Regions from separate parts of the Homo sapiens genome. Here region 1 is linked to region 2. Evidence: chromatin loops called from intact Hi-C (ENCODE). Cell type or tissue: B cell. All regions are shown on one strand. Each heading gives the region's core, and the rest is flanking DNA. Links, peaks and the distances in the headings are about the cores only.

What was found. Peaks named below come from ENCODE experiments on the same cell type or tissue, not always from the same donor. Only the 100,000 strongest peaks of a DNase experiment are listed, where the experiment ranks them.
Region 1: it touches region 2 in a loop (20-fold over the local background); 1 of 110 quality-filtered maps calls a loop at or near these places.

The regions. Positions count from the first base shown.
Region 1 is chr6:15,149,235-15,154,607 of GRCh38, reverse strand. All of the region lies in intron 2 of LOC105374946 (a long non-coding RNA gene), which reads left to right. Among named protein-coding and RNA genes, the nearest start is that of JARID2-DT, 93 kb to the left of the region's middle. In B cell, for the core only: no CTCF peak of the experiment used is centred there; a DNase peak (open chromatin) is centred at 3,227.
Region 2 is chr6:14,274,594-14,279,966 of GRCh38, reverse strand. No RefSeq gene overlaps it. Among named protein-coding and RNA genes, the nearest start is that of LINC01108, 8.2 kb to the left of the region's middle. In B cell, for the core only: no CTCF peak of the experiment used is centred there; DNase peaks (open chromatin) are centred at 2,786 and 4,146; H3K4me3 peaks cover 1,921 bases; H3K27ac peaks cover 4,261 bases.

The DNA of each region.
Region 1 (5,373 bases), core at 140-5,139, 870 kb before region 2:
CCACTGCACCCGGCCAGTCTATCTTAATAATAACAACAATATGTGCCTCCATTGCGCTTTGTATTCAAGGAATTTCAGAGACTTTAGAGTCAGCAAAAAACCCCAAATAGCTGGTCAGGAACACCACTATCAAGATGAAGAAAACAGAGATAGCCAGATGTGGAGGCTCACACCTGTAACCCCAGCACTTTGGGAGGCCGAGGAGGGAGAATTGCTTGAAGCAAGGAGTTTGAGGCCTGCCTGGGCAGCAAAGCAATACTCCCTCTCTAAAAAAAAAAAAAATATATATATACACACACACACACACACACACACACACACACACACACACACACCACACGCCTGTTTGTGTAGATTATAATAGGATACAGATCTATTGACAAATGCTGCTAGAAAAATAATCTTCCCCTAGCAGCCTGCTGGGATTCAGTACCTCAAAGAAGGCATTGAAACTTTGCTCAGTAGAGCAAAAGGTATTTCACTAGGAATTTCTTTCTTTTTCTTTTTTTTTTGGAGATGGAGTCTCGCTCTGTAGCCAGGCTGGAGTGCAGTGGCTCTATCTAGGCTCACTGCAACTTCTGCCTCCCGGGTTCAAGTGATTCTCCTCCCTCAGCCTCCCAAGTAGCTGGGACTACAGGTGCCCACCACTATGCCCGGCTAATTTTTTTTTTTAAGTTTTAGTAGAGATGGGGTTTCATCATGTTGCCCAGGCTGGTCTCGAACTCCTGAGCTCAGGCAATCCTCCTGCCTCGGCCTCCCAAAGTGCTAGGATTACAGGCGTGAGTCACCGTGCCCTGTCTTCACTAGGAATTTCTTTTAAGGAGACTCTCATACTGTCGCTGTGACATGAGAAAACAAGATAGCCTTACTCAACTGGGTAAGACATGAGAAAATAAGATAGCCTTCCTTACTTCATCAAACAAGATAGCCTTACTCAGCTGGGCCTGCTTCTTGCCAAGATCTCTCTATATTTTTAATTCTCAAGGCAGTCACTATGACTTACTGACTTATGCTCAATGTACATCCAGTTAGTTTTGTTCATTCATGTAGGGATTACTTTCAGACCTCACTTGTGTAGGTAGTATCCAGTTACCAGTGCTCCACTGTATACGGCATACGAGGTCCTCCTTGTTGAGATTCCCATGTCACTATTCAAGGGATTCTCCTGCCTCAGCCTCCTGAGTAGCTGGGATTAAAGGCATGTGCCAACCCGCCCGGCTAATTTTGTGTTTTTAGTAGAGACAGGGTTTCTCCATGTTGGTCAGGCTGGTCTGGAATTCCTGACCTCAGGTGATCTGCCCTACTCAGCCTCCTAAAGTGCTGGGATTACGGGTGTGAGCCACCGCGTCTGGCATATCATCTAATTTTTCTTTGAAATTTAGTGAATTTTGCTTGGGGTCTTTCACATACACAGCCTCACCTCTTATATCTGTTTGACCTTGCCATTCCTTACAGAGACAAAATGAATAAAGAGGACATTGGAGGAGAAAACATTTTTGTTTTTTATTCCTCATGACTATGAGCCACAAAGATCTTTGGGAAACTCCTACAGGAATCTATACTTCAGAGAAAGGAGGGCAGAGGGAAGTTGCTGAAATATATCTGATTGTGTAGCTGGCCAGGGAAGAGAGAGACTTTGGTCATAAGGAACAGATGGTGATGATGGGATAAGAGGTCTGAGGCCAATCTTGGGACCAGCAGAAGAAAATAAAGTCTTCTGGAAAACCATCTGTGCTAGGAGCTCTCTCACGCATGGTTTAATTGAGTGTTTCCAAATGTCTTCCTTGGAACTCTAGTCCCAGGAGATGTCTCGTAAGAAGAGGAATCTGAGTTTAAATATGTTTGGGAGATGCTACATATCACATTATTGTCTTGAAGAAGTCCTACAATAAGAAATCCATTTAGATTCTGGGCGCGGTGGCTCACGCCTGTAATCCCAGTACTTTGGGAGCCTGAGGTGAGCGGATCATGAGGTCAGGAGTTCGAGACCAGCCTGACCAACATGGTGAAACCCTGTCTCTATTAAAAATACAAAAATTAGCCGGCTGTGGTGGTGCATGTCTGTAATCCCAGCTACTCAGGAGGCTGAGGCAGGAGAATCACCTGAACCTGGGAGGCGGAGGTTGCAGTGAGCCGAGATCGCACCACTGTACTCTAGCCTGGGCGACAGAGTGAGACTCTGCCTCATAAAAAAAAAAAAAGAAAAATTCATTTAGTGTTTCTCCTTCATCTCATTAGCAGGATTGCCATGTCCAAGGAGATGTGCATTTAAAATGTTGGAAGATATTGCAAATTTGCATATATTTCTATGTCAACCGATGATGTATGAGACCTCCTTGTGACCTAGCATTTCCTTTTTTTTTGAGACAGAGTTTCGCTCTTGTTGCCCAGGCTGGAGTGCAATGGCGTGATCTCGGCTCACTGCAACCTCTGCCTCCTGGGTTCAAGCAATTCTTCTGCCTCAACCTCCCAAGTAGCTGGGATTACGGACATGTGCCACCATGTCCAGCTAGTTTTGTATTTTTAGTAGAGATGGGGTTTCTCCATGTTGGTCAGGCTGGTCTCAAACTCCTGACCTCAAGTGATCCCCCCACCTCGGCCTCCCAAAGTGCTCTGATTACAGGTGTGAGCCACCGCGCCCGGCCCCCCTTTTTATTTTTTGAGACGAAGTCTTGCTCTTTTGCCCAGGCTGGAGTGCAGTGGAATGATCTCGGCTTACTGCAACTTCTGCCTCCTGGGTTCAATCGATTCTCCTGACTTATCCTCCTAAATAGCTGGGATTACAGGCAACTGCCACCATGCCTGGCTAATGTTTTTGTATTTTTAGTAGAGACGGGGTTTCGCCATGTTGGCCAGGCTGGTCTCAAACTCCTAACCTCAGGTGATCCACCTGCCTTGGCCTCCCAAAGTGCTGGGATTACAAGAGTGAGCTGCTGCGCCCGGCCAGCATTTCCCATTTTTATTTGAGTGTGGAAACTTCCTTTTTGGTAATTCCTATTAATAGCCCATACAGCTGATGTTCCAGAAAATAGTTTGGGAATAGGGTCTATCTTATTTTGAATTTTTCAAAATTTTTAATATTTTTGATACTGGTCTATTTTTAGTCTTCTACAATCTGTGTACAGTGTGCGTTACTATCCTCTTTCTATAAATGAAGAACTGAAACTCAGAAAGAAACCTGACCACTTCTTATGAGGTACACTGTCTCTTAACGCCTAACCTACTGAACCCTGCCCTAGGGCACAGATGACAGCTGAGGCTGTACTTGCTGCAACAATCCACTTCTACTGCTAGGGGTTGAAACTCTAGATCCCTTTCCTCTGCAAGCATCGTGCAGTACACTATTGTTCGGTTTCTATGGTCTTTTTAGCACAGTTGTCTATTTTCAGTGCATTGCCGGTTATTAGCTACTGTGGCTTTTCTCTGTAATTCTATCTGCCATATATTGGAGCCTTTTTTTGTTTTAATTTTTTATTAAAATAGAGATGGGATCTCACTATGTTGCCCAGGCTGGTCTCAAACTCCTGGGCTCAAGTGATCCTCCTGCCTTTGGAGGCCGAGGTGGGCAGATCACGAGGTCAAGAGATAGAGGCCATCCTGGCCAACGTGGTGAAACCCCATCTCTACTAAAAATACAAAAATTAGCTGGGCGTGGTGGTGCATGCCTGTAGTCCCAGCTACTCGGGAGGCTGAGGTAGGAGAATCACTTGAACCTGGGAGGTGGAGCTTGCAGTGAGCTGAGTTCACGCCACTGTACTCCAGCCTGGCGTCAGTGCAAGACCCCATCTCAAAAAGAAAAAAAAAAAAGGAGAGATATACTTCTTCTTTTTCCTTTAATTATTTTTAATTTTTTTTTAAAAGAGACAGGGTCTCACTATGTTGCCTGGGCTGGTCTTGAACTCCTGAGTTCAAGGGATCCTCCTGCCTCAGGCTTCCAAAGTGCTGGAATTACAGGCATGAGCCACCATGCCCGGCCAAGATACACTTCTTAGAAGGTATTGTCATCTTTATTTAAGGCTCGGAGAGGTTGTTGCTTACCCAAGGTTACATAGAACCAAGATTCACACAGTTTTGTTGGACTTCTTCAAAGGATACTGCCTTTTTTGGAAACATGTTTTGAGCTCCAGGCAACAACCAATGTTTGGAACCCACCTTATTGCATAATTTGGGACTACCCTAATCTTAAACCTCATTGACAATGATTGGCTGCTTTTGACTCTAGAAATGACTCTCCTGTGTCTCCTGAGTCCTATTTGCCTATCCATTGGTTAAGATCTGCTTTGGTCTAAACAGAGTTAAGGCCAGGCATGGTGGCTCATGCCTATAATCCCAGGGCTTTGGGAAGCCAAGGCGGAAGGATCATTTGAGCTCAGGAGTTCAAGACCAGCCTGGGCAACATTGCCAAATCTGGCCTCTATAAAGAAAAAAACAAAAAACAAAAAACTGGGCGTGAGGAGTACCTGTAGTTCAAGTTACTCAGGAGGCTGAGGCAGGAGGATCCCTTGAGTTCAGGAGCCTGAAGCTGCAGCGAGCTTTGATTGCACTACTGCACTCCAGCCTGGAAAACATGGTAAGACCCCGTCTCAATAAAATAAAATAAAATAATAAAATAAAATAAAATAAAAATAGCCAGGCGCAGTGGCTCACGCCTGTAATCCCAGCACTTTGGGAGGCCAAGGTGGGCAGATCATAAGGTCAGGAGTTCAAGACCAGCCTGGCCAATATGGAGAAACCCTGTCTCCACTAAAAATACAAAAAATTAGCCTGGTGTGGTGGCACATGCCTGTAATCCCAGCTACTCGGGAGGCTGAGGCAGGAGAATTGCTTGAACCCAGGAAGTGGAGGTTGCAGTGAGCTGAGATCGTGCCACTGCACTCCAGCCTGGGTGACAGAGTGAGACTCCATCTCAAAGAACAACAAGAACAACAACAACAAACAACAGCAACAACAGCAGAGTTAGCTATGATATGATGCGTTCTTATCCCCTACCCCTCATGATCTCCCGAATCTTTCCCCCTCTTTCCTCCTGTCCCTCTGTCCTTCTCTTTCCTTCATTTTTTATAAGACTGGCAAGGTTCTGTCTTCTCTCACGATATAACATCTTCATCTTCTGCCCAGTTGGGCATCAAACAAATGATTTTATGAAAGAAATCAAGACGAGACTGGGTTTGGTGGCTCATGCCTGGAATCCCAGCACTTTGGGAGGCTGAGGTGGGCGGATCACCTGAGGTCAGGAGTTCGAGACCAGCCTGGCCAACATGGGAAAAGCTGGTCTCTACTAAAAATATAAAAATTAGCTGAGCATGGTGGCGCATGCTTGTAATCCCAGCTACTTGAGAGGCTGAGGCACAAGAATTGCTTGAACCCAGGAGG
Region 2 (5,373 bases), core at 258-5,257:
TCAGCTTCTACTGAGGGAAAGATAATACACCCAGCAGTGTGAAGAAATTTCTTTGCAGAACCAAACTAAAGGTCCAGGTTACTAAACACAGCATTAGTTTTTCTCAAATCAGTATGTGTTGTTATACAGGCAAGCCTAATTAATCATATTTCCAGGGTATACACTGAATAATCTGAGAGAAGAAATCAATTACCTAAATTCGTGGTTCTCATAATTCGAAGCAGTCGAATTTCAAAGTGTAGGTTTTAAATCAGAACTGTTGATCGTGACAGATGGGGACATGGGAGGGAGGTGTGCATTTTAAATTTTAAAGAAACGTAATTTTATAGCAACCTGCATCTGTTAATAGGTTACATCTGTATCTTTTCAATGTTGCAGACATATAAGGCAAAAGAAATATTTTATAGATAATTCAACTAATTGACAGGCCTTTTGTTATTTCTTTGTTTTTTGGGGTTTTTTTGTTTTGTTTTGTTTTTGGTTTTGGTTTTTTTGGTTTTTTGTTTTGTTTTGTTTTTTGAGATGGAGTCTCGCTCTGTCACCCCGGCTGGAATGCAGTGGTGGGATCTTGGCTCACTGCAACCTCTGTCTCCCAGGTTCAAGCAATTCTTGTGCCTCAGCCTCCCGAGTTGCTGGGACTACAGGTGTGCGCCACCACGCCCAGCTAATTTGTTTTGTATTTTTAGTAGAGACAGGGTTTCACCATTTTGGCCAGCCTGGTCTCAAACTGCTGCCCTCAAGTGATCCACCTGTCTTGGCCTCCCAAAGTGCTGATTACAGGCCTGTGCTACTGCACCTGGCCTCTTTTCTTATTTCTAAATCTACTAACAGAGGCTGTTGACTTAGCACTTCTGCCCAAGCTCCTTCAAAGGCAAAACCATGCAGGAGGTGGGGAAGGTGCCTAGAATAAAAGGATGTAACAAATACAAGATGAGGAACAAGTAATATCATTTTTCTTATTGCTTGTTAATTATAATAACTCAGAAGTTGAAGCTTAAATATGTCTCCTTATCTTTTTTTATTCTTCTTTAATTAGTTCTGTTCAGTGAGCACCCTGGTTGGCATGTGTAAGACGTGCTCAGGAATACTCAGCCAATGACACTATAGGATTGCCGGATTTAGCAAAACTGATGTTGTAAAGCCGCTTGAAACTTCTAACGTGTGTAGAGAATTGTATGCACTTTAACAACAGATACATTTTCTTTCCTCTCCTAAGCTGCATTTGTGCCCATCCATTCTTGACCACATGCCTGTATGGCTGCTGTTGCTAGGGAGCCTGGATGTGACAAAGGGCTTTACAGCTCAAAGATCAGAGGGACCAGGACGCTGTGAGCAGCTGCCAGTGGGAACCTGGGCAGCTAAATGCAAGGGGCACTTTCCCCTCGCTGGCAAAGCAGCATCTGGGGGCTGCACTGGTTCCTGCCCCCACCTTCCTCTCCCTCTCCTCCTCCCCGTCTTTTGCCCCCTACCTCTCCCTCCATCTCCTCCTCCCCTTCTTCGAACTCACCTGCCCACCAGGGGCTGGGTAGTGAGTGAAACAGGAGAGGGTGCCCATCAAAGTGGTTTGGCGAGTGGCTACTGCTCAGTATTGCCATATGCAAGGGGCACTTCTGATTTTTCTATATTTTTCAAGCTATGCCAGTTATCTGGGTGTTGTGTGAAGTCACCATATTATTATTATTTCTTTTGAGATGTAGTCACCGTATTCTTCAGCACTGATGACTAACTTGAGTCTTTGAAAAACACCGTGCAAGCTAAAGCAAATGTCTCTGTGGGCTTCCCGACTGCAACCTCTGGGTTAAGGGAAGCCCAGTAGGTGTTTCTCTTTCCTGTCCTACCACCCTGAAGCCTGCCACGGATTCATTCAACAAGTGTTTTTGGACATTGACTATGTGCCAGGCACTGTTCTGTGCTGGACATAAGGCAGTGAAAACTCAGATAAAATGCCTGTTCTCAATAGGCCACATTCACTGAGAGATGGACAGTAAACAAAATGAGTAAGAAGAAAATGTATACTATATTAGATAGTACACAGGGCTATGGAGGAAAACAAAGCAAGATGGCAATAGGAAAGGTGGTTTAGTGTCCACTTTTGAATAGAAAAATTGGAGAAAACTTCAGTGAGAAGGCAGCAAGTCAACAAGAACCTGAAGGAATAAGCCACCTAGAGAACAAGAGAAGAACATTCTAGAGAGAGAGAGTGACGGCAAGTGCAAAGGTCCTGAGGCATGTAGCAAAGGGACTGGTCAGCAGGAGAGGTGGGAGTGAGTGAGTGAGAGCAGGGAAGAGTAGGAGGGAGGCCAGAGAGATGGGGTGGGACAGCCCACTGAGCAGCCTCTGCAATCCATGAAACTGTGGGGGAATTCTGAGCAGAGCAGAAAGTTGACCTGGCATGTTCTCACAGGTCACCCAGGCTGCTGTGTTGAGAGCAGACTGCAGGGAGGCAAAGTGGAGGAGGGAGGCTATGACAGTGATCACAGCAATGGAGATGATGGCAGCTCAGAGCGGGAAGATAGCACACAGGTGGAAAGAGAATGGTCAGATCCATTGCTAGGCAGGCCTCAGGAAATACCAGGTATGGAATTTCCCATCTCCTGGATTTGTTTTAGTCACCTATCAAAAGTAAAATGTAGCATCACGTTTAAAGAATTTTCCACTTAAAAAACCAAAACTGTTCACTTAGCTGCCTTAAAACTCTTTGCTGCCTTGATAGTCTGGCTTCCTGTGCACGGAGAGATCTGTTGACTCTAGCAGGATGAGTTAAGTGAGATCACAAGACACAGAAAGAGGAATAGACAGATCTGAAAATAAGCACTGGCTCATGCACCCAGAACCTAAAGCAGACCAAAATAAACCACATCCTCCCACCACTTTATTTTTTTATATTTAAGGGTTTTTTTGTTGTTTAGCAAAGTATAATTTTAGAGGTGGCAACCAGTTTGAAAAAAAGATGAGCAGGAGGAGAAGGGAAAGAAGAGGACGAGAAAGAGGAGGAGGAGGACAAGGAGGAGGAAGAGCAAGAAAAAGAGAAAGAGGAGGAGGAGTAAGAGGAGGAAGAGAAGGAGGAGGAAGAGGAGGAAGAGGAGGAAGAGGAGGAGGACCCTTAGCCAGGAGCCCAGGACTCAGGAGCAGTGCTGGCCCTTCCCTCTGTCACGAGTGGCTGCATGTAAGGAGAATGAGAATTGCAGACTTGAGCTGTTCAGAACCTCAAAATGTCTCTAATTAGAGACAGATTCAATGTCTGCTATATGTGCTATGTGCCACAGCATTTCCTGTTAATTAAAAGTCATTCACAGCTCTGTGGGTTAAAGGGCCTATTCCATACTCCAGATACTCCTAAAAGTGCTTAGGAAGGGGTAGGAGGAAAGGCATGGCCCACCTGAAAATAGTCCTGCTTCCCCTTGAGACCAGAGTGACCAGCAAATCACCGTGGCAGGTGGCATCTTCTCCCCTCCACAGCAGAGGCTCAGGCACTCCATTAAAAAGGGAGGTAACTGTCATCTCTCAATTCCAGGAATTCCTTCATTCTCTGCCCACCACTTCACCTTCTTTGGGCTCCCTCTCTGGCCTGACCTCCCAGCAGCACCATGTTTAGGTTCTCTTATTTGCCAAGACTCCCTAATAAAGATGCCTTGGCACTCAGCCCATATCCCCTCCACACTTCCCTCGATGTCTGAGGCTGCTCACTGCCAACCCTGGCATTCTGCTTTTTGCCTGGTTTGGGGAACCTTCTAGGTCCACCTGCAGGGAATCCAGAGTGCCAGGTCACTGCCCAGAAAGCCTGCCTCAAGCAATCATGAGCAAGGAACTGTTGGATAATGCCCAGCTTCCTCGTCCCGTAGATGGATTAAATCCAAGGCATGTTCTAAAGTGTCTCCGGGAGCTCCCTGTGGGATCAAGCTCCAGGTGCCCACTGTGGCAAATGGCTTAATAAGCCCCCTTGCTTCCCTCCCTTATCTGTCTCCCTTCCCCCATCCATGCTTCCTGGCCTAACCTCCTAAATAAATGATTTGTGCTTGAAGTCTTGCCTCAGTGTCTGCATTCAGAAGGACCTATCTAAGACACCCATCCACCGCCTCTGACTTGTGCTTCCCCAGGAGAAAGTTCTGCCTGCCCAACTCCTCTGATCCTGCCCTAACCCCCACAGGCAGGGCCCTTCCAGTCCAGGCTAGGCTTCTAGAACAGCTCCCCAGCACAGCCTGGCACCTGCGTCCCTGCGCATCAGGGGCAGGCATTATTGCCTCCTCGCCTTCACCCCCACCCACCTCTGCTGGAGGCTCATGCTCCGTCCTGTCCCAGGAGCCATGGCTATGAGCAGGGTGCCCCTCACAAGCATTCTGCAGCCGCTGCTGCTGGCAGCTGTGGTTTCCTATCAGCTGCTGCGTGCAGGCTGAGGGAGACACTCCTGGGCCTCATCCCAGACTTCCTGGCTTTGCCAAGCTCGCCGCTGCTGGGATGAACAAGGGAGCCCGAGTGTGGAGCTGTGTAGAGTCCCTCCAGGCCCAAGAGCACACTGGGGGCTGCCAATCTCCACATAGAGCTGAAAGAGCTGGAAGCAGAGCCCCAAGGGTGGCAACAGAGGACAGTCAGAAGAGGATGCTCACTGGGGTTGCATCTGGAAGTCACTTATAATTTGGATATCTAATGGCAATGTGGCCTCTTCATGAGGGGCATGGCTGGTCAGGCCTGGGCAGATTGCCTACACGCCAAGCTGTTCTGGTTGATTCTTTGACCGGTTGCCATAAAGCGCCTTTGATCCAACCTTGACACTGGTGGGTTTCACAGCTCTGAGGGAGACACAGCCATCTGGCAGGCTATCCACAGTGGGAGCCCAGACATCAGAGGTTTCTGGAAACATCCGTGGGTATTTTTAGTGCCCCATTTCCCTCCCTTCTTCCCTGACAGCTCCTAAAACAAACCTCAACAAGCAAGGAGGTGCCTGTGTTTCTGCAGCTGGGGCCTCTCCGCCTCCACTCCTGACACCACGTGGGCTGACCTCAGCGAGCTTCTTGCCTTAGCTCTGCGATCAGCCTTTCCTAGAAGGCCCCTGACCCTGGATACCTCTGCCTATGTGCCTGATTCTCATAGAGGCTGGTCCACAGCAAAATAACTTGCAAGAGGACCAGGACGCATCTCCAGTGCCTGGAACACTGCCTGCACGTCACAGGTGCTTCATACAATTTGCCATATAAATGAATGAATAAAGTGACTCATCACTGAGGCTCAAAGCAGTACCCAGGCCAGTTGTTGAGACACGCACCCCAGCGTGGGCTCCGCCACTGCACTCTGCCTTGTCTTGCTGGTTAAACACGTTACTCCCGTTTTTCCCTGTGTAAAGTGGCATACAATGGAGGTTGTGCAACGGAAATGGTT